Regions from separate parts of the Homo sapiens genome. Here all the other regions are linked to region 1. Evidence: chromatin loops called from intact Hi-C (ENCODE). Cell type or tissue: PC-9. All regions are shown on one strand. Region 1 overlaps TPTEP2-CSNK1E (TPTEP2-CSNK1E readthrough). Region 2 overlaps MAFF (MAF bZIP transcription factor F). Region 3 overlaps TPTEP2-CSNK1E (TPTEP2-CSNK1E readthrough).

The links. Hi-C counts contacts between places; a loop is a spot of excess contacts. Peaks named below come from ENCODE experiments on the same cell type or tissue, not always from the same donor. Only the 100,000 strongest peaks of a DNase experiment are listed, where the experiment ranks them.
Region 2: a loop joins it to region 1, with 4 times the contacts of the local background. A loop is called at or near these places in 5 of 110 quality-filtered maps.
Region 3: a loop joins it to region 1, with 3.0 times the contacts of the local background. A loop is called at or near these places in 22 of 110 quality-filtered maps.

The regions. Positions count from the first base shown.
Region 1 is chr22:38,293,668-38,301,667 of GRCh38, forward strand. It overlaps TPTEP2-CSNK1E (TPTEP2-CSNK1E readthrough), which reads right to left. Exons shown (of 15, transcript NM_001289912.2): 9 at 7,057-7,285; 10 at 6,228-6,398; 11 at 5,119-5,267; 12 at 675-867; 13 at 442-581. It overlaps CSNK1E (casein kinase 1 epsilon), which reads right to left. Exons shown (of 11, transcript NM_152221.3): 5 at 7,057-7,285; 6 at 6,228-6,398; 7 at 5,119-5,267; 8 at 675-867; 9 at 442-581. Among named protein-coding and RNA genes, the nearest start is that of CSNK1E, 20 kb to the right of the region's middle. RefSeq lists enhancers at 4,652-5,852, 5,735-6,408. In PC-9, a CTCF peak has its summit at 4,824 (motif pointing right); DNase peaks (open chromatin) are centred at 5,174, 5,804, 6,264 and 6,694; H3K4me3 peaks cover 1,615 bases; H3K27ac peaks cover 7,564 bases.
Region 2 is chr22:38,215,733-38,223,732 of GRCh38, forward strand. MAFF (MAF bZIP transcription factor F) reads left to right here. Exons shown (of 3, transcript NM_012323.4): 3 at 1-775. TMEM184B (transmembrane protein 184B) reads right to left here. Exons shown (of 9, transcript NM_012264.5): 9 at 3,559-5,978. The coding sequence ends at 5,737. Among named protein-coding and RNA genes, the nearest start is that of SNORA92, 5.0 kb to the right of the region's middle. RefSeq lists enhancers at 2,474-3,673, 2,946-3,797, 7,011-7,511. In PC-9, a CTCF peak has its summit at 7,741 (motif pointing right); a DNase peak (open chromatin) is centred at 3,019; H3K27ac peaks cover 3,858 bases.
Region 3 is chr22:38,349,575-38,357,574 of GRCh38, forward strand. All of the region lies in intron 4 of TPTEP2-CSNK1E (TPTEP2-CSNK1E readthrough), which reads right to left. It also overlaps the pseudogene TPTEP2. Among named protein-coding and RNA genes, the nearest start is that of CSNK1E, 36 kb to the left of the region's middle. RefSeq lists a silencer at 3,628-3,867. In PC-9, CTCF peaks have their summits at 3,735 (motif pointing left) and 3,949; no DNase peak of the experiment used is centred here.

The DNA.
Region 1 (8,000 bases):
ACTACAGATTCCCCCTTCCCAAGTGTCCCCATCCAAACATAGCCCCAAAGAGGATGGGACCTCACTGCCCCTACACCCCATGCTCTTGCCAATGCTCACAGGGGCTCCTGGGGGCTCCCTGATGTCAGGGAGCAGCAACACCTCATCTCTGAGCCCCTGCTGCCCACCCTGGCTGGGCCCCTGGCAGCGAGGACTGGAGCCCAGCTGTGCCACTTGCCAGGGAATGTTACTGCCCTGAGCCTTGGTGAATGACTTTGCTCAAGAGGGCTCATCAGACCTCAGAGGATTAAATGAGGCCAAGTCCTGGCTCTACAGAAGGGGTTCACTCCAAGGCAAGCAGCGTCGATGGAAAGGGAAGAACAGAGCCACGGCCTGACCTCCCACTGGGGGGTCTCTAACTCAGTTCTGAGGCCCAGAGGGACTGGCAGGGGGGCAGCTCACCTGTGAGGCTGGGATCCGGGAGACCTCTTGCCGCCCAGTGAGGTCTGAGGAGGAGACGTTGGCGGGCGCACCCCTGTGCAGCCTCATACTCACCTTCCTCTCCCGGTCGACCCGCGAGATCGCTCTGGGAGAAGTATTGCCTGGAGGGAGAGTGGGAAGCCACCCTCAGAGTAGGCACAAACAGAGCCCCCCACCCACCCTGAACCCAGCCCACTGCCTGAGTCCCTGCTCACCAGCCGGCTGGATGCGGGAGGCTGGCGTGGAAGCCACGGGCTCGGCGGCACTGCGGAGCCGGTTGGCAGTGGCCCCCGTGGGTGGGCCAGGGGGCAGGGCTCGGGTCGCGGACCCCCGTAGCTGCCCCATCCTCTCCTCGCGTTCGTGTTCTCGCCGCTCCCGGTCCACATCCTCGGGATTCCGGGCTGCACCCTGCAGGGATGCAAGAAAAGACACCAGTCAGCCCCAGAGGCCAGGGTGCTCTGGGCCCAGCAGCCCTGCAGGGCACAGAAGGGGAGGGAGGCCAGGTGGATATCTCAGAAACCTTCTGCTCCAGCCTCCCTGACAAGCGCGGGAAGCCAAGACCCACAATCACACAGCACAGAGACACGAAGCCACACAACCACCAGAGGAAGGAGAAAGCAGGAGTCTGGGGGCAGAGGGAGGTCAGTCTGCCCTGCTCTCCTGGGATGGAGCCAGAGAAAGGACAACTAATGCGCCCAGGATGATCAAGAGCACCTCTTGGCCCTCCTGACCTGGGGCTGGGCCTGCCCTGGCCCCCCTCTGTGTACCAAGAGCCCTTAACTACTCAAGGTTGCTAAACCGAGCAGGAAAGCTGTTTAGAGGCCTCTAGCAGACTGGCTAGGGGTGTCCAGAGGGGGAAAAGAACAGGCCCAGAGTCACAAAACTAGTGGAAGGCTGGGCTAGGACTCAGACCAGCTCTCCCGGTACCTAGCCAGGGGCTCTTCTCATCAGGGAGCTGTCCTTCCCCCTGCCGGGACCTGGCAATGGCTTCTGGCAGGTGCAGTGGAGGCCACAGCCAGGAGGCCCAGGGAACCCACAGACACCGCCTGCCTTGGGACAGAAGCTCAAGGGGAGCTGGAGAAGAAAATGGGGCCACGTTCCCCACGGAGGAAGAAGAGGCCCAGCAGGCAAAGCTGGAGCAGAAGGGGTACCCTAAGCCCCCAGGTGCCCTGCTGTCCAGCCACTGCCGCCCCTGGTGCAGGAGGAAGTGAGAAGGGGCCAGAGAAGAGCATATGTGGGGGCAGCGCCCGACTGCGTTACCTAGTTCATCCTGGGGCCGTCCACAGGGAAGGGCAGGGGGCTGGCAGGAAGGGGGCCGCATCTGTGGAGGAGAGAGCTCTGGGCTGAGTTGGGGGCCTGCTCATGGGCACAGGGTGTGGTTCCTGCAACCCATGTCTCTCCCAGGAGACTGGCCAAGAGGTGGGGGTGGGCCCTGTCTTTAAGCAACTCCAGGAAGTAGTGGCTAGGACCAGAATGATCCCTGAATCTTAGTGAGGCACCAAGGCCCAGAGAGGCCTTGTGACCTGCCCGGGGTTGCACAGCTCAGGGCAGAGCTAGGGTCTGAACCCAGGCCTCTGCCACCTAGTCCCACTCTGCTCTCTGCACCCCAAGAGGTCACTGTTCAGAGTCTTGCCTTAGAACACTCTAGAAGATGCATCTTCCCATCCTCCCACCCAGAAGCCTCTCAGGCAGGCCTGGGACCACCGGGGCTCTAACTCCTGACCTCCGGTCCTCACCCTGGGCTCCCACTCGGTTGCAGGCTGGCCAACAGTGACTCAGCCAGAGCCACAGCAAAGCCTGGGGAGGAACACGAGCTGTGGCACCTCCGTGCCGAACCTTCTGCGGGCAGAGTCACATCAACCCTGTGAGGCAGGTCAATCTCATTTCCATGCTTGGGATACAGAGGCTGAGTGACTCACTCCAAGGTGTGGAGCCCTGCAGCCAGCAGCCAAGCAGAGGGCTGGAGCCCCTGCCCTTTGTGAGCCCAGCAGGCTCAGGCCATTGCCAGCCCCGAGGCAAGAAGTGGGCGACTCTCCATGGTCCCATCCAACCCATAGGACGCAAGAAACACACAGCAGGGAGCTCTCTTGGCCTTTATTGCCCATAGAAAACATAAAAGGTCAGCAAAGTCACACGAGCATCCACCCGTCATCATATGGACCTCTGTCCTTGGCTGTGTTGAATTCCTTCCCGGCCAGCTGACTGGACCTCGGAACACAGTGGCTGTATGTGCTGAGAGTGGCTTCCAGGCCCCAGGGATCCACAGATCCCAGCACCCCGGTGCAGCCAACAACACAGGGTGTCCTGTCTACTGTTGGGTAGCATGGGAAGGGCCTGGCCTCAGGGTGAAGGTTCCCATTGCATGTTTTCCAGGTGCTTCTGCCAGGGGACTGCTGGAGGTGGTTCAGCTCACTACAGTGGCCGTGGCATTGAGTCAGAGATTGGCAAAGGATAAGGCTGTGGGTGCCTCTGCCCAGCTTCTAACTCCAGGGCCTGCCTCAAGAGGGACTTCCAGGAAGGCGGTCAGACCAGCAGCAGTGGGTGGAGAGGTGCTCCTGGCCTGGTTGGAAAAGAGATCTTGCTGGCTAGACAGTCTTGTGAGACTCCATAAGGGAGGAACCTAGAGCAGTGATGTCCACAGAACGTTCTGGATGAAGGAAATGGTCCCATCTGCCTTGCCGGATGTGGTGGCCACTGGAGGGCAGTGGCATGATCTCAGCTCACTCCAATCTCTGCCTCCTGGGTTCAAGCGATTCTCCTGCCTCAGCCTCCCAAGCAGCTGGGATTACAGGAACACACCACCATGCCCAGCTAATTTTTGTGTTTTTAGTAGAAATGGGTTTCACCATGTTGGCCAGGCTGGTCTTAAACTCCTGACCTCAAGTCATCCGCCCTCTATGGCCTCCCAAAGTGCTGGGATTACAGGCATGAGCCACCAGGCCTGGCCGACATTTCCAGTCTTGATTAATTTTAATTCATTAAAAATGTGTCGCATGTGGCCAATGGCTACCATCTTGGACAGTGTCCGTCTAGAGAATACAAAATCCATTCTTGCAGTTGTGCTGAGCTGGAGGGCCAAGCCCATCACGAACCAGACGTGGGAGTGACTATCTCGATAAGAAAGTGCCCAGTGCCCAATGCCCTGTGGTGGAAAGAGCTGGTCCCAGGTGCTCAAGGCCATGGGCCCCATTTGGAGCCAGAAGGTCTAGGGTGAAGTCAGAGAAGACGTCCCCTGCCCATATCCCATTTCCAGCCTTGCTGAAAAGGGCAACAGAGGCCTCTCCCTGAGGTCCCTAGCCTGCGAGACCCCCATTCTCTGCCTGACCTCTGTGTTACTCCTTAGTGAACAAGAAACCCAGAGAGAAGAGAAGCCCAAGACCAATGTGCCGACCTTGGCTTCCAGGAGAACAGAGCCTTGGTCCTAACCATCTAGCAGGGTGGCTGAGGGCCCTGCCATGAAAGAGGCACACCAGGATGAAGCAAGAGGAGGTGTTTAATGAGTTCTGGTTCAACACAGAGGCCGCCAACGGGGTCTAGCTATGAGTCTGTCCTGGGACCCGTTCCCACCAGGCCCCTTGTGGGCAGTGGCCACCATCCCTCCCTCAGGCTGTCCTGGCCCTCAAGGACCCCATGGCAGGGCCTTTTCCACCATGGCCTCCACTGTGCTGCCATCTCTTGGGAACAGGGGGTCATCCCATCCTCCCAAGAAACACTTCCTCAGGCCTGGCCCCGATGGGCTCAGGCACACCTGGCGACATCAGAAATGGGGCCCTGGAGTCCAGACCACAGGCCAGTAGTTTTGGGGGGACAGCTCCTCCACCTCCTCCACCGGCCTATCTGGGGGGCTCTGGGTGCCCAGGGGAGCCGGGCACCTGAAAGGGACAAAAAGCACAGCTGAGGCTCAGCCTCTTGCGCTCACTGGTCAAGTGGCAAATTTTGGAAAAGCCAGACCTCAGAGGATCCTTACCAGTACGTGGGTGAGTACGTGGGCCCAGCACAGGGACAGGGGCGGGGACAGAAAGGTCCCTTCGCTGTCATGGGGCTGTCACGGGGCTGAGCCTGGCTCGAGGAAGCCCCCTTTTCCAGAAGAGATGTGAAACAAGACATACAATTTCACAGATTCCAGAGCTCTGGGTACGGCCGGCCAATGCTGCTCCCCACCCAACCCCACCCCTGGGACTCTTAAAAGAGGGAAACAGAACAACTGCCTAGCCAGACCCAGGGGCCCATGACCAAGAAGAAAGCAAGCACCATGACTGGGTCCAGGCTGGCCCGAGGGGCCATGGTGCAGGTAGCCACCTGGGATGTGCAGAACAGGAGCAGCAGGACGGTGTAGGCAGCAATCAGGGCAGCAGGGGGCGCCGCCAGCACCACCCATGCCCTGCTGCGGGCACCCAGGAGGGACCCCAGGTGAAGCCAGATCCTCCTTGTTCCGACGGGAGACAGCGCCCTGCCTGGGCCCTGCTGCCCATGGTGGCACAAGCTGTCAGCACGGATGAGGCTGGAGGGCTCTGGGACCCCAGTGAGGTCAACCACACTGTCCAGCTCGTACCTCCCGTCTGTCGGGAGCCCCTCCCGCCACCAGCTCACTCTGGCCCTCTGAGTCAGGGCCTTCCCCATCCAGTCCCCCAAGCCCGCCTTGGCCTCCAGGTGACTCACGAATTTCAGCATGTTCCAGTCAAAGACGTAGTCATAGGAGAAGCCCTGCCGGTGGAAGAGGTTGCGGAAGAGCTGACGTAGGTAAGAGTAGTCGGGCTTGTCGTCAAACCGCAGGGAGCGGCAGAAGTTGAGGTATGTTGAGAATTCGGCTGGAGGGTGTTGCAGAGGATAGAGAAGGCCACTGTGAGGCCCACGCTCCCAGACCCCCTGCAGCCAGCACTGTCCTAGCCACCCACTGTCCCTAGATACTTCCAATCTGTGAGAGGCAAGAAAAGGAGGCAACAGAGCCATGGCCTTCCCTATCCTACTGTGATGAAAGCCTAGCCTGCCCGTGAGCAGAGCCTCTGCTGCTTTCAGAGCAAGGGAAGACCTGCGAACAGTGGCCAGGAGCCTCTGCCAGGTAGCCGGATCCAGGAGCCATCCATGCCCACAGCTCTTCCGCTGCCCTCGCCAAGCACCCTGGGGCCCACAGATCAATCGTTGCCATAAATTCAAAGGACTGCAAGAGCCTGACGGGACCTTCTAACACAACCTAAGCAAGAAGAGGAAAACTTCCAATTCCTCCTCAAAAACACTGGGGAGAGGGCCCTTGGGAGATGAGGCAGGAATGTAGGCCGGGAAGCAACAGGTGTAACAGCCAGGACAGGGAAACCGGGCCTTCTGGCTGTGCCAAGGAGTGGCAAAGAGCCAGGGATTACTGCTCAGGTGCCAAGGGCTGTGGGGCAGCCCAGTGTGGGCTTTGTTGTTGTTGTTTTTGAGATGATGTCTCGCTCTGTCACCCAGACTGGAGTGCAATGGTGCAATCTCGGCTCACTGCAACCTCCGCTTCCCAGGTTCAAGCAATTCTCCTGCCTCAGCCTCCTGAGTAGCTGGGATTACAGGTGGGGCTAATTTTTGTATTTTTAGTAGAGACAGGGTTTCACCATGTTACTCAGGCTGGTCTCGACCTCCTGACCTCATGATCCACCTGCCTTGGCCTCCCAAAGTGCCAGGACTGCAGGCGTGAACCACCGCGCCTAGCCCCAGCGTGGGCTTTGTATGGCCTCACCTTTCCCTTAGACAGTGCCTCAGGGGCCCCCAGGCATGTCCCCTCCCACTGGGCTACTCACAGGGATAGCCTTTGCAGAGGACCTCGATGGGCGTTGACATCTTCTTCTCGCTGATCCGTTCATACTTCTGGCGCTTGGTGGCTGCTTTGAGCCCCTGCCAGGGCAGGGAGCCCAGGTTGAAGTACATGAGCACGTAGCCCAGGCTCTCCAGGTCATCTCGACGGCTTTGCTCTGCACAGAGAGTCAAAGACTAGGTGAGGGACAGGGGTCCACTCAGGCCCCTAACTCATCCTCTGGGTCATGCTCCTCACAATGCACCAGGACCCTCCTGCCCCCACGTCGGATGTTGCTCACTGCACGCATTTTAAACAGGCACTGCTATTATCCTCCTCCTACAGAGAAGAAGCCTGAGGCAGGGCCTTCTCAACTTAATTTGGGCCTAGTTTTTCCAGTTCAGGCACTTAATCATTCAATGACTATGAGAGGGCACCTACTGCCCCCTTGCCTGGCCCACCCCGTGGAGAGGTCACAAGCTTCAGCATCAGACAGGGCCGGGGTCAAGTCCAGCTTTGGCATTAGCTAAGCTGCATGACCTTAAGCAACCCATGTTAAACCTCTGAGCCTGTATCTTCCAGCCTGCACCAACAGGGCGGAGGAGGAAGCAGGGCCAGGGAAGGCGCCCGGCACACACAGCTTGGCTTACGAAGGGGAAGACCCGACTGTGCAAGGACACGGAATAAGCACGAGCTTGGGGGCAGACGGGGTGGGGACTTTCTCACTAGAAAAGAGCCTGGGGGCCTCCATCAGGGTAGGGGGTGAGAGGGCTCCAGAGAGCTGGGCCCCAGCCAGTGGCCCCGGGTGCACACTGCTCCAGGCCTGGCTCCCTCACCAATGCCCAGGTGCGTGTTGATGGAAGCGTAGCGGGCCGTGCCGGTCAGGTTCTTGTTTTCCCGGTAGGGAATGTGCTGGTGGGTGCGGGCGTCCCGGTACTTCTTGGCCAGGCCGAAGTCGATGATGTAGACCAGGTTGCCCTTCTTCCCCAGCCCCATGAGGAAGTTGTCGGGCTTGACGTCCCGGTGGATGAAGTTCTTGGAGTGGATATACTCGATGCGGCTGATCTGGGGAGGAGGGGGGCCATTTGTTCAACAGAGGGGCCCTTGCCTAGCACTCTGGGCCAGGCAGGGGCTGGGGCCACAGAGGTGGAAAGGCAGAGGGAGAAAGGCCTGCCTTCGACCATGAAGGATAACTAAGGGGCAGGCCAGAGAAGGCCTCCTGGAAAATGTGACATCAGGATGAACTCTAAAGGGGGAGTTCACCAAGTTGGCTGTGAGACAGAGAAAGAGAGTATTGCAGGAAAGCTAATGGGAAGATCCAGAAATGAAGAGTCTGCTAGAAAGGCAACTGGTTCCCCATGGAAGGCTTGCCTGCCCGGCCCCACACTCACAGGACTTAGGGAGCCAGAGAGGCAACAGATGTGGGCGAGGGGCAGGCAGGGAACATGGGGGAAGCCTAGACCAGGAAGAGGTGACAGAGGCAGAACACAAAAGACAGGGCTTCCGAAGGATGCCAAACTCAGACAGGCACATGGCCCTCTTTCCTTTGATATTTTTTTTTTTGAGATGGAGTCTCGGTCTGTTGCCCAGGCTGGAGTGCAGTGGCAAAATCTCGGCTCACTGCAACTTCTGCCTTCAGGGTTCAAGTGATTTTCCTGCCTCAGCCTCCCGAATAGCTGGGACTATAGGCACGCGCCACCACACCTGGCTAATTTTTTGTATTTTTAGCAGAGATGGCGTTTCACCATGATGGTCAGACTGGTCTCAAACTCCCGATCTC
Region 2 (8,000 bases), 78 kb before region 1:
GGAGACAAGGAGACAGACCCTGCAGTCCTACTACAGTCTGGAGTGGGGTCCTAAGAAGAAGGGTCCCACCTCAACCCCTGTCAGTGTCCACTGTGGGGTGGGGGCTGACCCCTGCCTTTGATTGTCATTCTCCTGGGAAGCCCAGTCTCAGTCCCTCCCCCAACACTGTCCACACTGCCCCTCCCCACTGTTTATTTATTGCACGGATCTAAGTTATTCTCCCCAGCCAGAGCCCGAGCTCCTGCTCCCTGGGAAAAGTGGCGTATGGCCCTGAGCTGGGCTTTATATTTTATATCTGCAAATAAATCACATTTTATCTTATATTTAGGGAAAGCCGGAGAGCAACAACAAAAAATGTTTAAGCCGGGCGCGGTGGCTCACATCTGTAATCCCAGCACTTTGGGAGTCCAAGGAGGGGGATCGCTTGAGTCCAGGAGTTTGAGACCAGCCTGGACAACATGGTGAAACCCCATCTCTACAAAAAATACAAAAATTAGCCATGCATGGTGGCTCATGCCTGTAGTCCCAGCTACTTGGGAGGCTGAGGCAGGAGGATCACTTAAGCCCAGAAGGCAGAGGTTGTAGTGAGCTGAGATCGCACCACTGCACTCCAGCCTGGGCAACATAGCAAAATCCTGTCTCAAAAAAAAAGTTAAAAAATATTGCCCGGCTCCTAGAATTTATTTATTTCCTGACTTACAGCAAGCGAGTTATCGTCTTCTGTATTTTGTAGACTTTCTAAATAAAGTCAAATTCTTTCTTTTTCCACAGAGAATAAATGTGTATCCTGGACTATGTTTTTTGGCGAGGGGTGTCTAAAATGGGGTTCTGCTTTCAACCCCTTAGGGCTTCTGGTGGCGGGGAGGGCTAGTGCACATCACCAGCTATTGCACAGGGTATGAGGTGGAGGGGAGATGGCGACAGAGACCAGTGATGCTGAAACTTCGATGCTTCCTCTTGGTTGCTTAGAGCACAGGAGCTCCTGGGAAGACAAAGCCATGGGCACAATGAAATTTAGGACTGGATTCTGGCGGAGCATGGTGGCTCACACCTGTAATCCCAGCACTTTGGGAGGCTGAAGCAAGAGGATCATCTGAGACTAGGAGTCCAAGAGCAACCCGGGCAACATAGTGACACCCCATCTCTACAAAAAATAAAAAATAATTAGCCACATGTGGTGGTACACATGCCTATTGTTCCAGCTACTGAAGAGGCTGAGGTGGGAGGATCACTTGAGGCCAGGAGTTTGAGACCAGGCTGGGCAACATAGCAAGACCCCCATCTCTACAAGAAATTTAAAAGTAAGAAAACAGGCCGGGCGCAGTGGCTCACACCTGTAATCCCAGCACTTTGGGAGGCTGAGGCGGGTGGATCATTTGAGGTCAGGAGTTCAAGACCAGCCTGACCAACATGGTGAAACCCCGTCTCTACTAAAAATACAAAAAACAACAACAACAAAAAAAAAACATGGCCCGGGTGCGGTGGCTCACGCCTGTAATCCCAGCACTTTGGGAGGCTGAGGCAGGCGGATCACGAGGTCAGGAGATCGAGACCATCCTGGCTAACACGGTGAAACCCCGTCTCTACTAAAAATACAAAAAACAACAACAACAAAAAAAAAACATGGCCCGGGTGCGGTGGCTCATGCCTGTAATCCCAGCACTTTGGGAGGCTGAGGCAGGCAGATCACGAGGTCAGGAGATCGAGACCATCCTGGCTAACACGGTGAAACCCCGTCTCTACTAAAAATACAAAAAAAATTAGCCGGGCATGGTGGCGGGCGCCTGTAGTCCCAGCTACTCGGGAGGCTGAGGCAGGAGAATGGTGTGAAGCCGGGAGGCGGAGCTTGCAGTGAGCTGAGATCGCGCCACTGGACTCCAGCCTGGGCGACAGAGTGAGACTCCGTCTCAAAAAAAAAAAGAAAAACAAAACAAAAAACAGAAAAACATAGCTGAGTGTGGTGGCGCATGTCTGTAGTCCTGGCTACTCAGGAGGTTGAGACAAGAGAGAATCGCTTAAACCCGGGAAGCAGAGGTTGCAGTAAGCTGAGATCGCGCCACTGCACTCCAGCCTGGGTGACAGAGCAAGACTCCATCTCAAAAAAAAAAAAAAAAAGAAAAGAAAAGAAAAGAAAACAATTAGCCAGTCATGGTGGTGTGGTTGAGCCCAGGAGTTTGAGGCTGCAGTGAGCTATGATTGCACCACTGCACAATCTAGGTGACACAGACCCTGTCTCAAAAGAAGAAGAAATTTAGGGTTAAATTCCCTGGGCATCCCTTTAGTGAACAGACAGTCCCACCCAGAGAGGAAAAAACCCAGATTTCAGAGTAATTTTTCCAGCACTTTCACATTGAGATCTGATTTTCTACAGCCAAGTGGAAACTATCTTCCCCATGTTTCGGAATGCCCAGGGAGGCAGGGAGAGTGGCTTTCCCAGCCCCCACCTGCAGGCCTAAACCATAACCCTGTGTCTTGTCCTAGGCCTCAAACTCACTAATTTCAACCCAATCTGCCAGCCCTTCTGGGGCACCCTGAAGAAGGAGTGGAGTATACTGTGGTCTGTGGGTCACGGCAATTGGGGTTTGAATCTAGGTGTCTGTTCTTAGCTGTGGGATCTTTGGTACTTATTTGGTTTCTTACAGTCTCAGTTTACCATCTGTAAAATGAAGATGCTATGGGGCATTACGTGCGAAAAACCCTGGAGACCTGTGGGGCTGCAGGTTTTAACACTCCGAACACACATTTACAGTGGCACAGACCGAGGTGAGGCCAACTCTATGGCTGGGTATGGGGCTGGCTGGGTATGGGGCCCGCGGGGTAAGGGACCAGTTGGGCGAAGGTGCAGGATTTGAGTCCGGGAAAGGGCCAGATCACGTAGGTAGGCCGTGTCCACGGGGCTTTCTCCCCTTCTCAGGTTGGGGCTCGGTGCTTTCCCTGCCAAGCCCATGACCCTGAAATGCTGAGCTCAGGCCTGCGGGAAGGGCAGCAGGAAGCTGCGGGAGGACGCAGGCTATTTACCCGCCTCGGGAGGCTGGTGGGAATTCCCCCACCCACACCGCATTCCTGAGTGCTCCCGTCAGCAGCAAGCCAGGCCCCAAGAAGGCATGCGGTACCAGAGAGGCCAGGCACTGTGCCCACAGCCAGCGGCCCCCTGCCCCAGGGTCCCTGGCCCTGAGGGTCCCAGGGTGGAGGACAGTCCCAGAGACGCAGGAAGCTCGTCTGAAAGGGGGATCCCAGGAAATCCTGGGAGATGCCTGCAGGAGCGGGGCTGCCAGCATGTGGGCCCCATGGACCTGGTTGACCAAACAGGGAAGGAGCATCGACCGCCTGCGGCCCGGCCGTCCTGGGTTGGGAACTGGCTGGAGGTTGGGGAGACCCTTTGTCCAAGGGGGGCCTGGGCCTTGACCTTGGTCCCTATCAATCCGAACCCCCATCACTGAAAGGTTACACACAGGAAGGAGAGGGTTTCCTAAGCCGCCTGTACCCACAGCCACTCCACCCACCCCAAAGCCAGAGCAGGGGGCAGGGAGGAGGAAGGAAAAACCTCACCCACAGGCAGAGATTTCAATACAATCTATATTATCTCATATATAGATTTCTTCCTCACTTTATTTGCTCACTTCTGTCACGCATTTAAAATGTCACAGAGACCAAAATAGAGTGGCTTTCTGGTGGAACTCATGGCAGTCATACAACAAGATACAAAACTAGGAGACTCTGTCTTCTCATACATCATACAATTAATTTTTCAAGTATTCTTTATGTACAAAGAGCTACTCTACCTGGAAAGAAAATTAAAAAAAAAAAAGACAAGGTAGGTTATGCATCCTAAGGAGGAGGAGGGGATGGAGCGGTCGGGCACATGTTCCCGTCCCCACGACCCCACGGACCGCTGATTCCCTGCCACTGAGCTCCCCCCACCCTCCACGCAAACAGCAACGCTGGGCAGGCGAAAACCAAGGGAGTGGGAATCAGCAGCACTTTGGCCTGGAGGGAGAAGGGAAGCCACGGTGGAGAGACAGCTTGGTGAAAGCAGATGGCGGGGCAGGGCCAGGGCTGGTCCTCAGCCTGTGTCTGCACCCACCCTCCCGGGCAGCTTGGGCCCAACTGCTCCGCCCCCCCAAGATGGAGGGGGAGAGCTGGCCTCTGGCACCCACATGCAGGCCTCTGCCACGAGGAAAGGAAGGAGGCCAGGAAGACGGCTGGGCCCCAACTCTCCTCACAGGTGGCAGGGAGGGAACCTGTTCATTCCAGGAAGGACCAAAAGAAAGAATCCCCAGTGAACACCGGCAGGGTCCCTCTCCCTTACCCTACCAGCTTCTCCAGGTGACTGCAGCCCAAACCCAGGGATAATCTGGGTTTTAAATGCCAGGACACTTTGCCTGTAGGGACACGTGTTGTGACACGAGGCTCTTCCTAAGTCAGGAGCTAGTATAAGCCCAGCCTGCTGGGGGTTCCGGAGGCCCCAGGTCTAGAGGTGTGGAGGGGGAGAGGAGGGGCTTGGTGGTCCTGACCACTCCTGAGGCCTGTCCAAGGGCTCTGGGCCCAGCACTGCAGGATCCTGCGAGTGCCAGCAGCTGAACTAAGAGCCCCAGGGAGCGTGTGGGACAGATGGGGAGCCAGGGAGGGGCGCTTTCATATGTGACTAAGGCACAGAAGAGATGGGCCAGGGGCCAGATGGGGTAGAACACCAGGCCCTGTGTGGATAGGGGCCCCGAGAGGAGTCTGGGACCATTCCCCCCACCTCCCAGCTCCCCACTGTGTGGCCACCCCTCCCGGTCTCCCTGCCGGACTGCCTTCCCCCAGAAGCTGGTCTGAAACGTGGAGACTCAGACCTTTCCCCTGAAACGGGAGGGAGAAGCCCCAAAGAGAGAGAGGACCCAGCATCAGCCTGGGAAGGAGGGCTGGGAGCCCCTGAGCCCTGAAGCAGCCAGGAAGCAAGGGCTCTGCCCAAAGCTATCGAGGAAGGACCCAAGTGAGCCGGCAGTGCGGGCTGTGGGCTGTCCTTGGTAGGCCAGGGGGAAGGGGCATGAGGCAGGCAGAGGTGTGGCCACGACAGGTGGGGATACCCAGGGGCCCAGAAGCCCCTGCTTCAACAGAAGCGGTGCCCAGGGGCCCTGAATGCCCTTCCTGGGTGGGGCCTGTGACTCCTGGTGTCTGGCTCTGATCCTTGCAGCATGCCACAGAGGCCTGGGTCAGGAGGGGAGGACCACAGAGCGCCCACATCCCCACTCCTGCCCGGGGTGAGGTGAATCTAGCACTGGACAAAGGTGGACAGGGGAGGGATGCAGGCGGGAAGAGCCCAGGTCAGACAGGGTATTGCACGGTGTGTGGGGGAGCCACGGCTTGCCGACCTCAGCCTGAGAGTCTCGCGGGGAGGAGGGGCTAGAAGGCTGCAGCCGCTGGTCCACACACAAGCATTGGGGCCTGGGTGCGGCTGGTCCCAGCATGCCCCCAGCACAGGACGGGCAGCAGGGGCATAAGCCTTGCTCCCAGTGTCCTCTGCCCTCGCCCGGGCAGTGCAGGCTGGGCCATGTATAAATATTCCTGAAGGCCCATGGGCGAGCCTGGCTGTCCCCCGTTCCTCTGGAAGTGACATGTGAGTGTTTCTGGTCCAATAAATAAAGGCGGCGTGAGCACTGTGCCAGCTGCCTCCTGGCCTGGTGGTGAGGCTGGAGGTGGGGCACAGCCTGACCGTGGCTATGGCGCCAGCACTTCCGCCACTGCAGCCCGCACCTAGAATTCATCATCAGAGCTGAGCAGGAGAGTCTTCTCGTTGTCGCGGGCGCCACTGAGGCTGTGGGAGCGGGAGAGGCCGTGGGCGCCACCACGCCAGGTGGGCCCAGGCTCCAGGGTGGACTGCTGCGTGTACTGCTGGTAGGCAGGTGAGAAGTTGTGGATGGCGTCCTGCACGATGTCGTGCGGGTTCATGGTCTCCTTGAGGCTGCTGGAGATGCTCTTCATGGGGGCACAGCGGCCTGCCGGGCAGGGAGCGGGAGGGGCAGGTGAGGAGGCTGGGACGGTGAGAGGGAGGTGGCTCAGCCCCTGCCCGTGATCCTGGGACAGACACCCCCCAACCCAAAGCTATGCCCTTCAACCATCCCTTCTGGGACAGAGAATGGGGTCCAGGATATGAGAAGGGGCAGGAAAAAATGGACTTCTTTGGCTGGGGAGCCCCAAGGGGAGGCTGGACTGTGAAGAGGAGCAGACATAAACCCCCACTGGGAGCTGGGCTGGCTGCAGGGAAGGGACCCAGGGTGGAGACTGGCAAGCTATGGGCAGTGAGCCTAGAATGCCCCAGAGAGGCCAGAGCAGGCTCAGCACTGACTGAAGTTGGGGCATGTGGGGCCAGAGGGCCTGGAAGCCAGGGGTGCCCGGTTCCACAGGTGCCAGGCGCGTCCCCCACCACCGGGGGAAGTGCTGTGCTCCCTCTACTCTGGAGATCAGGACCAGGCTGGCCTGCACCCCCAGGGGAGCAGATGCGACTCACTGGCTCCCTCTAAGAGGGCTTCCTCCTCATCTCTCTAATCAACTGTCCCCATCCTCAGGGGCTCAGAGCAGAAAGGTGGCCCAGGACACCTGGATGTAAGGGACGAGCCCACCCCTGGAACCCAGGATTCCTGACTCAGCTTGTGAACTCTTGGAAACATCGTGAAATGCCCCGATATCCCATGAACAGCACTGTGCCCCCAGAAGAAGGCGGGGCATATTCCAGAACGAGAAACGAGGACGGAAGCAGGCAAGCTCTACAGAGGGTGGCCCTTGACAGGTGCTCTGGGCGCTCCCACCCAGGGGGTGCCGGTGGGGAGGAGATGAGGACACGGAGAAGAGCTACAGAGAGACGCATGCCAGTGACAGTGACCAGAACTGACATGCAGGACAGACATGCAGACCAAGAGCGGGACCTACCGTAAGGGCCGTATGTTGGCACTGCCCGCGGCCAAACCCCGGGCAAAAGCAGGGCAAGGGGGGCGGGGAGAGAAGCCAAAGAAATAGAGAAGACAAGAGACAGCTGAGTGAACAATGTGTGCCCACCACCGAGGCCCACCAGCACGACACACCACACACCCTGTCCCCACCCCCCCAGGCCCCACAGGGCACCCAGGAAGCTCCAGGTGCCTCCTGGGGCCTGGCAGGGGGGATATCCACCTAGGGATGACTCCTCCCCTGGTGTTCACGCCAACAGGAAACATCCGTCTGGCGACTGAGTTCCGCCTCCACGTCTAGGTCAGGACGTCCCATCCCCACTTCTTCCCCGGCTAGCCTGGGGCCACATCCACACCTCACATTTTACAAACCTCACAACACTTCCCAGACCAGGACATGGAGGCTCAGAGGGAGGGGTTACAATCGCACAGCTGAGCCAGCTCTGCACCTAAGCCTATCCTGAGGGCTGAGGGTCTGGGCCTGGGTTAGAGGGTAGCAGGGGGCTCAGGACCAGTGGGGAGGCAGAAGAGGGCAAGCAGCTTCCCCGGCCGGGCGTGGGTATGTCTAGAGGGACAGCTCAGGCCAGGCAGCAGAGCCCCTCTGCTGAGCCCCAGTGGTGCAGGAATGGTTCTCTGCCATGGGCCCCCTTGCTCCTTGGGGTGGCCCCAGGCCCCAGGCCCAAGGATGATGTTCCCACGGGCACAGGGTATACCACACCAGGTCCAAGGGACACTGCCCTCAATGCTGGGTGTGTGTTTGCTAGATCCTTCCAACTGGGCCACCAGGTGGCAACCCCTGGCCTTTGTGCACCTGCTCTTTGGGCACAGAGTAGGTCTTCCCCCACCAGGGAAGGCACAGAGGAAGGGGGGCGGGAAGTGGGCCGCGGAGCCCCGCTGCAGGCAGACATTTCTACAGTCCACACCACCCACCACGGAGCCTGTGTGGGGCCTGCAGGTAGGCCCTGGGGAAGTGGGTTTCTTGCCTCCAGCCACTCGGGCAGACAGCTGGCAGCAGCCAGGCTCCTGGGTGGATGTGTCAGAGAAGGAGGCTCCCCTCTCCCCAGTCCCTCCTGC
Region 3 (8,000 bases), 56 kb after region 1:
CACTCCTGGACTCAAGCAATTTACCCACCTCAGTCTCCCAAAGGGCTCGGATTAAAGGCATGAACCACTGCACCTGGACTCTTTAATTTTTTAAGTAAAAATTATTTATTTACTCTGGAGACAGGGTCTTGTTCTGTCCCCCAGACCGGAGTGCAGTGGTGCAATCATGGCTCACTACAGCCTCAACCTCCTCCTGTATAGCTGGACTACAGGCGCACGTTACCACACCTGGCTAATTTTTTTTTTTTTGAGACGATGTTTTGCTCTGTCGCCCAGGCTGGAGTGCAGTGGTGCAATCTCGGCTCACTGCAAGCTCCACCTCCCAGGTTCACGCCATTCTCCTGCCTCAGCCTCCCGAGTAGCTGGGATTACGGGCGCCCGCCACCATGCCCGGCTAATTTTTTGTATTTTTAGTAGAGACGGGGTTTCCCCGTGTTAGCCAGGATGGTCTCGATCTCCTGACCTCGTGATCCGCCCACCTCGGCCTCCCAAAGTGCTAGGATTACAGGCGTGAGCCACTGTGCCCGGCCCACACCTGGCTAATTTTTAAAAAATTTTTGTTGAGACGGGGTCTCACTATGTTCCCCAGGCGGGTCTCAAGCTCCTAGCCTCAGGGGATCCTCCCACCATGGCCACCAAAGGGCTGGGATTATACATGTGAGCCACCATACCTGGCCAGGAAATAATTTTTAAAATTGCGGTAAAATACCTATCATATAAGATTTGTCATTTTAGCTGGTTTTAAGCGTAGGTTCTGTGGCACTAAGTTTTTTTTTTTGCGGGGGGGAACGGAGTTTCACTCTTGTTGCCTGGGCTGGAGGGCTGGAGTGCAATGTCGTGATCTTGGCTCACTGCAACCTCTGCTTCCTGGGTTCAAGCGATTCTCCTGCCTCAGCTGGTGTTGAACTCCTGACCTCAGGTGATCTGCCTGCCTTGGCCTCCTAAACTGCTGGAATTACAGGCGTAAGCCACCGCACCCGGCCAGCACTAAGTATTAATACATCCACACTGCTGTGCTCCTCCCCCTACTGCCCGCCCCATCTCCAGAGCTTACAGGGAACCACACAACCAGTTCCTTTCCTGAAAGCTCAGAGGACAGGCTGCCTCCTCCAAGGAGTGATCCTGACTTCCCAGGCAGAGAATTTCTGCAATAAGCATTAGGCCTCCCCTGTCCCCAGATCCCTGCCCAGAACCCAAACACGGGTGGAGCCTCCACAGGGCTTCCCACCCAGCCTCCTGCTTCCACAGAACAGGATTCACTCTGGCCAGAGGAGGAAATTCTTTGAACTTCTTTGAAGTCCATGATGGTGATGATGATGATGACGGTGACGGTGATGGTGATGAGAATAATGGTGATGGTGATGATGGAGAGGAGGAGGAATCTCTGGCTCTCCTGCTGATGTCTTTCTCTGACCAGTACAGTCTCTGGAAGGCAGGATCATGTGTTTTCCCACCCTCTGCCAAAGATGGGAGCAGCCTGGGCTGGAATGCAAGGTGGCAGGAGCATACCACAGCTCTGTCACTACGATGGCAACAGCCCCATCCCTGTCCCTCACAATGGCCCTGAGTGTGGCCCTGGTTGTCCCTGCCTGTGTCCTTCCTTGTCCCCCCAACCAGGGAGCTCCTGGAAGACTAGCCTGGGGTGCCCCCTTCACTGGCCCCCCAACATGGCCCCAGATCCAGTGGCTGTAGGGCCTTCCCAGTCTTGCCCTCACTTCCCAGCTGAGGAAGCTGTTCACACAGCCTTCCTGAGGCTGGGCCCCAGGCTGTCCCCAACATCAGCACTGGAACATGGGACCTGGGTGGGCTGAAGGGCCCTCGTTTCTTTTTTTGCTGTGAGTGGGAAGGGCTGGGGAAACTGAGGCACAGGTTAGTGTCTTCATTTGCCCAGGTCACCGTAGAAACCTACTCTCCTTGCTGCTCTCTGGACTCTGGGGCCACATAGGGAGGCGGCCTGCAGGGCCCCTGCCCAAGAGCCAGGTCAGACCGGAAGCTCAGTGCCGGGTGTAGGAGCTGAGCAGACCTGGGCTCAAATTCCAGTCTGCTCACTCCTCTGGTGGTCACAGCGCCTTCCTCACCTGTCAGTGGGGTGCATGATAGTGCAGCCTCTCACACTGGCTGGAGCGGCCAGTAAGGCAAACACCCCAGGTCGGGCCCAGGCTCGAGGCGGGGGCTCAGTGAATATCCCCTCTACCTTCTTTTCCTGCCCGGAGGTCTGAAGGGGGCAGCCCAATGGTATAGACGGGCCTGGAGAGAGGGTGGCTCAAGCCCTGGCCCCGCCTCTGGCCCTCTGTGACCTTCAGTATCTTCGTCGGCCTCTCGTGGCCACTGGGCTGTGTATGCAGGACAATATTCATTCTCAGGGTCTGCAAAGGCCACCCCCAGCCTTGTCCCTACCTCCTGAGGCGGGTGGAAGGGGCTGATGAAGGTCAGCCCAGAGATCTTGGAGTGAAAGGGGCAGAAGGCCCAGGGCTGGCTGCGGTGGACCCTCAGGAGGTGATGAAGCGAGGGTTGTCCCCCGAGTCCAGGGCCTCTGGAGCCTCTCCTTCCTGCTGTGTGCACGGGTCCATAAACAGAAGGGACCGCCAGTTCTGGTTCCATTAGACATCCAAAAAACAGGCTGGGCGCGGTGGCTCACACCTGTAATCCCAGCACTTTGGGAGGCTGAGGCAGGCAGATCATGAGGTCAGGAGTTCGAGACCAGCCTGGCCAACATGGCGAAACCCCATCTCTACTCAAAATACAAAAATTAGCCGGGCATGGTGGTGGGCACCTGTAGTCCCAGCCACTCGGGAGGCTGAGGCAGGAGAATCATTTGAACCCGGGAGGCAGAGGTTGCAGTGAGCCAAGATCGTGCCACTGCACTCCAGCCTGGGCAACAGAGAGACTCTGCCTTAAAAAAAAATCCAAAAAACGTGAGCGAAGGGGTTGCTAAGTCCTTAGACTTAGAGGGAGGCCCCCGGAGACCACTTGGGTGAGAGTCCCAGGCTCAGCTCTGCCCTGTCCTCCATTTGAGGGCTTGGGCAAGTCCCCATACCATTTGGGCCTCAGTTTCCCCATCTGGACATGAGGGTTTCCACTGGCCCAGAGTTGGGCTGGGAGTCAGGTGTGACCTCAGGGGACTCGTGGTGCTCTCCTGGCTCTTGGTCTCCACCTGGGCCTGGACTTTTCTGTGGGACCCATCAGGGACACTCAGCAAACACCCCTTTGCATTTGTTTTATTTATTTATTTATTTTTATTATTTTATTTTATTTTGAGACACAGTTTGCTCTTGTTGCCCAGGCTGGAGTGCAATGGCACAATCTCGGCTCACTGCAACCTCCATCTCCCAGGTTCAAACATTCTCCTGCCTCAGCCTCTCGAGTAGCTGGGATTGCAGGCATGTGCCACCACGCCTGGCTAATTTTGTATTTTTAGTAGAAACGGGGTTTCTCCATGTTGGTCAGGCTGGTCTCGAACTCCCGATCTCAGGTGATCCGCCCGCCTCGGCCTCCCAAAGTGCTGGGATTACAGGAATGAGCCACCGCGCCCGGCTGTTTGTTTTTATGTCTTCTTTTTTCTATTTGTTAATAAAGCTCGCTTGGGGTCAGATTGCTAGGACCAAAAAGGCCCTGGCAGACAGCCTAGTCCATTATATAGACAGAGAAACTGAGGCTCTTGGGGCGAGGCAACCCGCCAGTGCCCTCCGGTCCAGCCCAGGCTGGGACCCGGGAATTCGGGCGGCGCTCGCCTGCTGCCCCCGTGTGGCCGCCGCGGGCGCTGCAGGCGGGTCCTGGTCACGCGGGGCGGGGCTGCTTCTCATTGCCAAGCCCAGGGCGGACGTGGGGAGCACCCATAGGGAGAAGGCCTGCCCTGGCCACCTGAGACTGCGACTCCGAGAAGTGCCCTGAACGAGTTCACCTCCGAAGGGAAACCAGGGACGCTTCCAGGAGGCAGTGTCCTTGGAGCAGGTGGTCGGGAGTGCTCCGGGCGCCCCACCTGGAGGAGTCCAGCCCTGGGACCAATTCTGCGCTGGCCTGAGAACAGCGAGGGCCTCGGAACCCGGCGGAGGGGTTCCAGCGGCTTGGTTGCTGTGGACTCCAGCGAATGCCTTAACCTCTCTGAGCCTCCTTTTTCTCAGCAAGAAATTGGTGTACACACACACACGCGCGCGTGCATACACACACCCTTCACAGGCTGTTGTGAAGATTAAGTTGGTATTCAAAGCATCGGGCCCAGCCCCGGGTTCCAGGTGGGTTGTGTTCAGCCTCTCCCCTCTCCATCCCTCCCTTGCAGGAGTTTGGGCTGGAACTGCTCCTCCCAAAGGTGTCTCCAGGCCCTGTCAAGGCCCAGGGACAGAGCTGGTACTAGCCCTGACCACACAGTGGGAGAGCTTCCTGTGTTTTCCCCTTCCCTTTGATGGGGTCAGGAGGTCTCCATCGAGTGCTAGCCGTCTACACCACCTTATCAACCTCGTCAATGGAGAGGCAGAGGTTGGCTGTGGTCCTGTAATCCCAGCACTTCAGGAGGCCGAGGTGACAGATCACTAGAGCCCAGGAATTACAGACCAGCCTGGGCAACATGGTGAAAACCTCTTTACAAAAAATACAAAAATTAGCCCGGCATGATGGTGTGTGCCTGTGGTCCCAGCTACTTGGGAGGCTGAATTGGGAGGACTGCTTGAGCTCGGGGGTTTGAGGTTGCAGTGAGCCAAGATCGCACCACTGCACTCCAGCCTGGGCAAGAGTGAGACCCTGTCCCCCTAAAAAAAACAAATGAAACCAAAACAAAAGTCAGAGAGGCAGGTCCTGGGCCTTGGGCCCAGCACTGACCAGCAGGAGTACCTGGCTAGAATAGAAACTCCTTGTTTGACTTCATTCTATTTCTTTTCACTTTTACCTTCCATATGTGGCAAGTTGATACTGGTTTCCACTTATGTAGGGATAGGAAGTTTCCTTTTAAAATAAAATTGTTCCAGGCACAGTGGCTCGCGCCTGTAATCCCAGCACTTTGGGAGGCCAAGGCGGGCGGATCACTTGAGGTCAGGATTTCGAGACCAGCCTGGTCAACATAGTGAAACCCCATCTGTACTAAAAATACAAAAATGAGCTGGGCGTGGTGGCACACACATGTAATCCTAGCTATTTAGGAGGCTGAGGCATGAGAATCGCTTGAACCTGGGAGGCAGAGGTTGCAGTGAGCTGAGATCGCGCCGTTGCACTCCAACCTGGGTGACAGAGTGAGACTCAGTTTCAAAAATAAAATAATAAAATTGTTCAAGTAAAAAAAAAGCAAGCTGATTTAAAAACATGTTATTCTATAATTTTAATACAATAGTTTAGAGGTGGGCACTGGAGACAACAAAGGTGACAGTGGAGTGACAAGATCTGAAGCCAGCACTAGAAAGCCTCTACATCCCGCTAATCAGCAGGTGAGGCTGGGCCAGGAGCCTCTCATTCTTTTTTTTTTTTTTTTGAGACAGAGTCTCCCTCTGTCTCCCAGGCTGGAGTGCAGTGGCGCCATCTTGGCTCAGTGCAACCTCCGCCTCCTGGGTTCAAGTGATTCTCCTGCCTCAGCCTCCCGAGTAGCTGGGACTACAGGCGCGTGTCACCACACCCAGCTAATTTTTGTATTTTTGTATTTTTAGTAGAGACAGGGTTTCACCATGTTGGCCAGGATGGTCTTGATCTCTTGATCTCGTGATCTGCCCACGTCAGCCTCCGAAAGTGCTGGGATTACAGGCATGAGCCACTGCGCCCGGCCAGGAGCCTCTCATTCTATGGACTGAAGTCACATATTCAATCCAGCGGGGATATTCTGAGCCCCGCCATGTGCTGGTGCCTGTACCTGCTATATCTCCTCTTTGGTGGGGAGACAAGCCCCCAGCCCAGGCAGGGTCCCCACCAGGCTGGACATAGACCCATTCTGGGTGAATGTGAGGGGAAGAAATTGAGCGTGCCCGGTGGTGGCGGAGCCAGGAACAGGAAGGCCTGGAGCCAGCCTGCGCTCCGCCCATCCAGCAGAGTCTCCACTTGGTGTGGATTTGAAAGTGATCTAACACGTCGTCCTCTCTTGTCACCCAGGCTGGAGGGCAATGGTGCGAACTCGGCTCACTGTAACCACTGCCTCCCAAGTTTAAGCGATTCTCCTGTCTCAGCCTCCCAAGTAGCTGGGATTACAGGCGCCTGCCACTATGCCCAGCTGACTTTTGTATTTTTAGTAGAGACGGGGTTTCACCATGTTGGCCAGGCTGGTCTTGAACTGCTGACCTCAGGTGATCCACCCACCTCGGCCTCCCAAAGTGCTGGGATTATAGGCGTGAACCACCGTGCCTAGCTCCTGACTCTGAATTTATATGCTCCTGATAAGCCATCATTTTCTTACACTTATTCACACATGAGTGCTTAACAATAGAAAAAATGACATACCATTAGTACAGTTAAAAAAAAAAAGTGTTCAGAGAAACTAAGCAGCACAGCAGCGGCATCAGAATCCCTGTGTCAGCTGTTGAACAGTGGAAACACACAGCGGCAGGCGTTCAGTCTCCTGGGATGCTGTGTTTTCATTAAAAGTTTACTGTACACCACATTTTATTTTTTCTTAGGCAAGAAGAAACATCAGAAGCAGCTGAGGGACCAGGAAGCGGGTCCGTTAAGGCTAAGGAGACATTCTGCCGGCCGGCTTTTAAAAATGTTTCCTATGGGCCTGGCGCGGTGGCTCACACCTGTCATCCCAGCACTTTGGGAGGCAGAGGCGGGCGGATCACTAGGTTAAGAGATTGAGAACATCCTGACCAACATGGTGAAACCCCGTCTCTACTAAAAATACAAAAATTAGCCGGGCGTGGTGATGCATGCCTGTAGTCCCAGCTACTCGGGAGGCTGAGGCAGGAGAATCGCTTGAACCTGGGACTCAGAGGTTGCAGTGAGCTGAGATCATACCACTGCACTCCAGCCTGGGCGACTGAGCTGCACTCTGTCTCAAAAAAAAAAAAAAAAAAAAAAAGTTCCCTATGGAGTCATCTGCCTTATTAACAATGGTTTTTGTCTTAGATGACTCCCTGACCTCATCTTCATGTTGTATACCTGCATTTTCACTGCAAACCTGTCACAGAAGGTCGGGTGTGGAATTTTCCACTTTTGGCATCATGTTGGCACTCAAAAAATTTCACATTTTGGAGCATTTCAGAATTTTTGGATTAAGGGTGCTCAGCCTGTAGTCAGATATAGTTGCATAGAGTGAAGGCATTATCCAAATAGATTTTTCAGTGATTGTGCTTTTTAAAAAGCAGACACATTTACATAACAATGAAGAAGTGGAAATCCTTTGCATCTTTAACCAGTCTCTTACTCTCATTCTCCTTCCCTCTTTTATAATCTTCCGTTTCAACTTAGGAAACTTATATTTCTCTATGCCAACTTTGTGAAACCATGCAGAATGGCTGTATCCAAAATTGCATGACAACAAAAAATTGTGAAAATGTCTGTCAAATCCAGTTGTTTAATTCTTTTAAAACTATGAGTATGAAATTATTGTTATTCTACCACTTACTGTTTTGAAAAGAGTTCAAGGTTTTAGCTAGGTTATTTAATTGATGTTAAATCTGAGGGAGTTCCAAAAATGTGAAGAAAAAAAGAACACATAATTGTCCGAAGATTTAAGATCCTGAAATGTGATTCAGTAAACATAGTCATCTGTAGTTTCAACTTGGAAATTAAAAATGAGAAGATAACTCTTATCCTGTTTTGAGGAAAAAAAAAAGCCTATATTTAAAGGTTAATCTACATGTTCACAGAGTAATTAAGATTGTATTAAAATGTCTTTGTTTCTATTTAAAGTTTGTTATTCTATAACACAGTAGTTGCTTTTTTCTATAAGATCTTCAAGGCTGAGGACCCAGGCTCATGCCTGTAATCCCAGCACTTTGGGAGGCCAAGGCGGGCAGATCACTTGAGGTCAGGAGTTCAAGACCAGCCTGGCCGACACAGTGAAACCCCATCTCTACTAAAAATACAAAAAA